Regions from separate parts of the Homo sapiens genome. Here region 1 is linked to region 2. The links are chromatin contacts, found by Hi-C or POLR2A ChIA-PET in ENCODE. All regions are on one chromosome and are shown on one strand. The core of a region is the stretch at or near the end of the contact, and the rest is flanking DNA. Distances in the headings are between cores, read along the strand shown.

Evidence for each region. Hi-C counts contacts between places; a loop is a spot of excess contacts on that map. ChIA-PET counts read pairs that join two places held with the same protein, here RNA polymerase II (POLR2A). Pooled maps may share reads with other maps.
Region 1: a loop to region 2 is called in a pooled map, with 2.5 times the contacts of the local background. The contact joins two enhancer-like sites. A Hi-C loop is called at or near these places in 1 of 50 pooled maps. POLR2A ChIA-PET finds 5 or more read pairs at or near these places in 3 of 52 experiments (HEK293, Panc1 and activated CD4-positive, alpha-beta T cell).

What each region holds. Positions count from the first base shown.
Region 1 is chr17:48,239,718-48,242,605 of GRCh38, reverse strand. All of the region lies in intron 4 of SKAP1 (src kinase associated phosphoprotein 1), which reads left to right. Among named protein-coding and RNA genes, the nearest start is that of SKAP1-AS2, 53 kb to the left of the region's middle. Within about 2 kb of position 1,410, at least 14 of the 41 ENCODE cell types and tissues checked have a DNase peak (open chromatin) inside an H3K27ac peak, as active enhancers do.
Region 2 is chr17:48,001,330-48,004,075 of GRCh38, reverse strand. No RefSeq gene overlaps it. Among named protein-coding and RNA genes, the nearest start is that of MIR10226, 30 kb to the left of the region's middle. RefSeq lists a silencer at 399-693 and an enhancer at 434-988. Within about 2 kb of position 1,400, at least 11 of the 41 ENCODE cell types and tissues checked have a DNase peak (open chromatin) inside an H3K27ac peak, as active enhancers do.

The DNA.
Region 1 (2,888 bases), core at 161-2,660, 240 kb before region 2:
GCTTCAAGGTGGGAAATAAAAAATGGAGAGTGTTTAAATTGTTAATGGGTTTCATGTTCTTGTCACTGTTGAGGGTTTGTTCCCTTTTATAAACTCATAGTTTTTGGTTGACATTGCTTTTATGCGAGCCATCAGCCAGTTGGTGATGGTGTTGCTGTGTTAGACCATTACTGCCGGATTGTATTTGCAGTAAAGAAGGAGAATGGAGGCTGTAAATCTGTAACTGGAGATTTAGGGCTCTGTTACTCTGCAGTTTAGGCCCATGTGCTGGGGAGTCCATTCTCCTCCGGCAGAATTATACCCTGAAAACATGCCTTTCTAGGCACACTGATCAACGACGTTCATTCCCTGGGCTACCAAGGCACTTAATACAGCTAATTCAGTTAAAGAAGCCCGAGGGGTGAGGTGGATGAGCCTCTTTCCCTGCTGGAAGCCAGATGCCAGGCAGGTTAGTGATATTGCTTTATCCCTTCCCCCAGGTAAAGCTTCCAGGAGAAGCAGTTACTGCAAACGCAGAGAAAAATAATAAGAAAATGCTTCTAGTGTTGTTGGACTCAGTTCTCCTTCAAGCAGGAAATGCTGTCTTAACTCAACCTCATTAACCCCTTTGATACTAAGCCCATTATCAGGAATATTCAGGAAGCACATTCTTTCAGAATTCAGGATGTGTCAGGAGCCTTGATATCTTGACATCATTGTACAAAACTACCAGCAAAGAATGGAAAGTAAGAGAATAAGTGCTTTTGGGACAGGTAACTAAAAATGGAAAAAACTCCCAGTTTGGAAGATTATATCTGTTACTGCTGGGTTCAGAAATATTTTGAAAAGACACCAGAATTAAGTATATTTAGAATCACTTTATCAATCATGTATCATTTCTACTATTAGATGTTTTATAGTGAAAAGAATGTTGGAATGTTTCTTTGGCTGGTGAAAGTTTTAAGCATGGTTTTAGATCTGTTTTGTTTTGCTTTGTTAGGCCTTCCCCGAGAGAGGAAGAGTATTAAATATAGACTTATCTGCATGATCCATGTGAGGCATCTGGGTCTGCTTTTTGTGTCAGCTGAGGCACAAATGTGCATGATTTAACCATACAACTATTGAACTAGCATTGGCCTATTAAGACTTCAGATGATCTGTTCATGAGCTGTCAGCCCAAATTGAGCTTGAAGCCTGCTGTAAAAGATCTAATTTTCATAATTATCCAGAACCTTCACACCCTGCTTCCCTTCAGTACCACCCACCTCCACACATGCACACAGAGGAGTAAACACATACATATGGACACAGAGACACAGGGCAGCACTGTCCCTGGAGATTCATCAGGCCTCTTGCCCGAAAATGCAGAGTTCATCCAGGGGTCAGAACTGGCTTTGACTTCCTGTTTGAGGAGCCCCATGTGTGGTGTTCCAGCATTGCTAGAGGCTAGTGATGACTAAGTAACCTTTTCACACTATAGCCTCCCACCAAGAAACAAGGTCCCTTATGATCTTGGACCCAGAGTGATTAGGGCACAACAAATATCTTTTTAATATATAAGGTGGAACTAATGCCAGTAGAAATAGCACTTTGCTGTCTCATGGCCTCACATTTATAAAAAGAGGATAGAGCTGTTGTCTTTGAAGATGAAGAATTTTAAAGGCAACCTGATTTAGTCTCAGAGTACACTAGGGACTTTCATCGTTTAGTAGTTGCTTAAGGCTAACTTTGAGCTTTACCTGACCCAAGTCTTCAAAGGAAGCCATCATACTATGTGTGGAGTTCAGCTGGTAATATCTTTCTAGGTAATCTGGATTGTGAACGAGTGGGAACAGGCAGCACTTTCAGGTTTAACTCTTTGCAGCACTGGGATAACTGGCACATGCTTCAAGGATTAGGTCATTCTGATGTCCCTCCAGTAATTCCACTGGAACAACACTGCACAATAAACCATTTGGTTTCTGGACATATATTGCCCATGTGTGAAGGGTGGACAGGCAGCACTTTACTAGGTTCTTCTCATACAACCTCAGGTTTTTGAGGCTGCTGAGGTTTAAATCCCTTGTCTGAATATGGGACAACTGTATTTCTATACTGGTTGTCGATTGTCTTTGCCCTCAGAGGGCATTTGCTGCAACTCAGGGTTCTACAGTTAGAATAAAAGGAGTTATTTCCTGTCTTCACTGCTTTTTTGCTTTTTTTTATTTTTTTATCATGAGTGGAGACTGAGTACATTACTCAAACCTTGGCTTTTCCCTGAGGTCCGTTGTTTACAGAGAGACATTTGGGTCCCTGGGGCTCACTCCCATAAAATCTTATTATCATATATTTCAAGGCATAAACTTCAGTTGTCAGCTCAGGAGCAGTTCTGAAAGCACTGGCTGCTCTTGTTTTTCTTCTCCTTTACTCTGGTTTATTTTTCTTGCAGCTTTGGCTTTTTTTTTTCCCTTCTCCCTCATATCTAGCAATGCTCAATTCCAAGCTGGCTCGCTCCTTATTCCACTAATTAGACAAGAAGTCCAGAGAGGCCATTATTAGATTCTGAGAATCTTTATCAGAGCCCATTATGGCCTTAAATACTGCACAAACATTTTACTAACTGAATCCATGAACATTTCAGCTGATCCACCTTTGGTCTTTAACATCTACCTTCTTTTGTACCTATAGAGTTATGTTACTGATGATAGAGGTTCTCAACAGCTTATTTTTCTTTGTATTAATTTTCTTAGAGGCCATGATTCAAGTTCATTCTCTCTCTCTCTCTCTCTCTCTCTCTGTCTCTCTCTCTCTCTCTCTCATTCTAATTACTGTTGGTGGGGGTGGAGGGGGTCTGAGAAGCCTGCTTTTCCTTGGTGAGATACGTGTGAGTATGTGTAATGTCATATGTGTTAATGTCACCAGTGAGTAGG
Region 2 (2,746 bases), core at 151-2,650:
CAAGACAGAGCACGGGAAAGGGATGGACAAAGAGCAGATGGGAGAGGAAGACAGAATGACAAAGACGCGGAGGGCGGGGGAAACCCAGCTGGTGTGAAACAGACAAGAGGTGCTGGAGAAGACAGAAGAAAAAGAGAAAACCAAGGGGTGGGGGGCGGTGTCAAAATGAGACAGGGAAGCAGGGGCAGGACAGACAGACTGAGAGCGAGTTGGGAAAGCACAAGACGGACAGACAGATGGCAGGGACAAGAGGGTGCCCTGGGTTGCCTGCATTCTGCTGTGTTTACCAGCTAATTGAGTTAAATTGTTGTCAGAGATGTAATTAAAGGGTAGAGAGAGCTCTCTGGCAGGCCCGAAACAGATGGAGGGGGCTTTAATTGGTAATTAAATTCTTCCCTGGCAGCTGAGGAAGGAGCTTGTGCTTCAGTCTCACAAGGCCACGGGTGGCCTTCCCCCCACTCCTGGCCCCTCTCAGGGGCTCTTTGGGGAGGGGGCTGGGCCCTGCGCACCAGCAGCCCGGCAGGCGGCGAGGCCTGGTAACTGCAGGAGAATGAATGCCAAAGCGACCCTTCTTCCCTGCTGGGGCTGGCTCAGCTCCCATGAGCGAATCCAAGCACACCCACCCCCGCGCCTGCTCCTCCCCAACCTCCCCACCCTCACCCACCAAACTAGCATTGACCGATGAATTCCTACGTGGCCCCCATTGCTTCACTTGGGATCCCAGGGAAGAATAGTGGGGCTCTGGCCCTGCAGCCTGATCAGCTTGGGAAGAGTTAGTTGGTTTAGTCAGGGACCCAGGCAGACCCATCTCTTGGCATGGCTCCCACGAGTCTGTCAGCATCTGCCCCCCTCCCCCTTCCAGGAGACGCTGTGCAGAGATTCTATTCTGCGTGGCACATCACTGTCTGGCGCTGACTCTGCTTCCATCCTTCTCCACCCCCTGCCCTCACCCCCACAGCAGCAAATAAGACAGGGATGGGATCAGTCACCCTGATGGGCAGATAGATTGGTTAGATGCTCTAAGATGTGGGCATTCAGACTAATCAGCTTTCAATTCCAAATCTCAATTTGACCTTAATTTCATTGGAGAAGGACCCTTGGGATGGCAGATTTCCCTGAAACCCACAAATTCTAGACGTGATCCATTTCAAAGAAAGAGATAAGTAAAAAGAGAGCACAGAGGCAAGGCTTTTTAAAAGAAGGCTGAACAGGAAGTTAGGCAGAAAGAAAATCCAGGGCAGACATTGTGGGATTATTGTAAAATGCATGGCTGACTATGAGTCAGCAATACAGTGCTATTCTTACAAAAGCAAGCTGCATGCCGGATGCATAAATAAGGAACCTGGGGGTCATTCTCATTATATCTCAGCTGATCAGACAAAAGTTCTTTGTCTTGCTCTGGACTCCAGGGAGCCTAGAGAGTCACAGGCGAGTTTCAAGGGGTTTCTGGGAGAACTGTAGAAATGACAGAAGGATTTGTGAGGCAGAGTGCCCGACTGTATGAATTTTCACTCAGTTTGTCAAGCATTCTCTGTTTTTTTGCCTTCAGCCCCACATATGCTGGTCTTTCTGCCAGGATCTTTGCTCTCCACCCTCCCTTCCACATCCTTGGACTAACTGCTACTTATCCTAAGTCCGCAAATTAGCACTCCTTTCCTTCTTTCCCCTCCCTCCCTTCCTTCCTTCCTTCCTTCCAGTTGAGTCTCACTCTCTTGCTACATGCTGGAAAGCAGTGGTACAAACACCACTCACTGCACCCTCCACCTCCCAGGCTAAAGCAATTCTCTTGCCTCAGCCTCCTGAGTAGCTGGGATTACAGGCACACGCCACCACACCCAGCTATTTATTTTATTTTATTTTATTTTATTGTAGAGATGGGGTTTTGCTATGTTGCCTAGGTTGGTCTCAAATCCCTGGGCTCAAGGGATCCGCCTGCCTCGGCCTCCCAAAATGCTGGGATTACAGGCATGAGCCACCATACCCGACCCTTCATTTCTTCAGGAGGCTTTGCCCCACCCCATCTTACCATCCCAACATCTGCCCTAGCCTGACATCCTGACATGCTATTTTTTTTATTATTATTTTTTAGAGATGAGGGTCTCGCTGTGTCGCCCAGGCTGGAGTGCAGTGGTGCAATCAAGGCTCACTGAAGCACCGTGACCTCCTCCCAGGCTCAAGCAATCCTCCCACCTCAGCCTCTCAAGTAGCTGGGACCACAGGCATGTGTTACCATACCCGGCTAATTTTTTAATTTTTTGTAGAGACAGGGTCTCACTATGTTGCCCAGGCTGGTCTCAAACTCCTGACTTCAAGCGATCCTCCTGCCTTGGCTTCCCAAAGTGTTGAGATTATAGGCATGAGCCACCATTGCAAATTTAACTGTCTGACTCCCTTAAAAGGCTATAAGATGCAAAAGCCAAGGATAGTGTCCATTTTGCTCATCTCCCCAACAGCTACTAAAGGACCTGGTGAGTAGGAGGTGCTGAATTAATTTTTATTGAATGAAGAAATAAACCCAGAACATTCAGGGTGAAGAAAGCAAACTCTGAAATCATCAGTGAAGTTATTATGCAGATGAGAGGCCTAGAAATGCAGCCAAGATTTAGGTTAGCTGTGGGAAAGAACTCTTTTTTTTTTTTTTTTTTTTTGGTCTTTCCCTATTTGCTAAGGGAAAATGAGGAAATCTCTTTTAGAAACAGAAAGAAGACAAAGTCTTATGACTGGTCAGCTGGTGGTAGCCTTCACC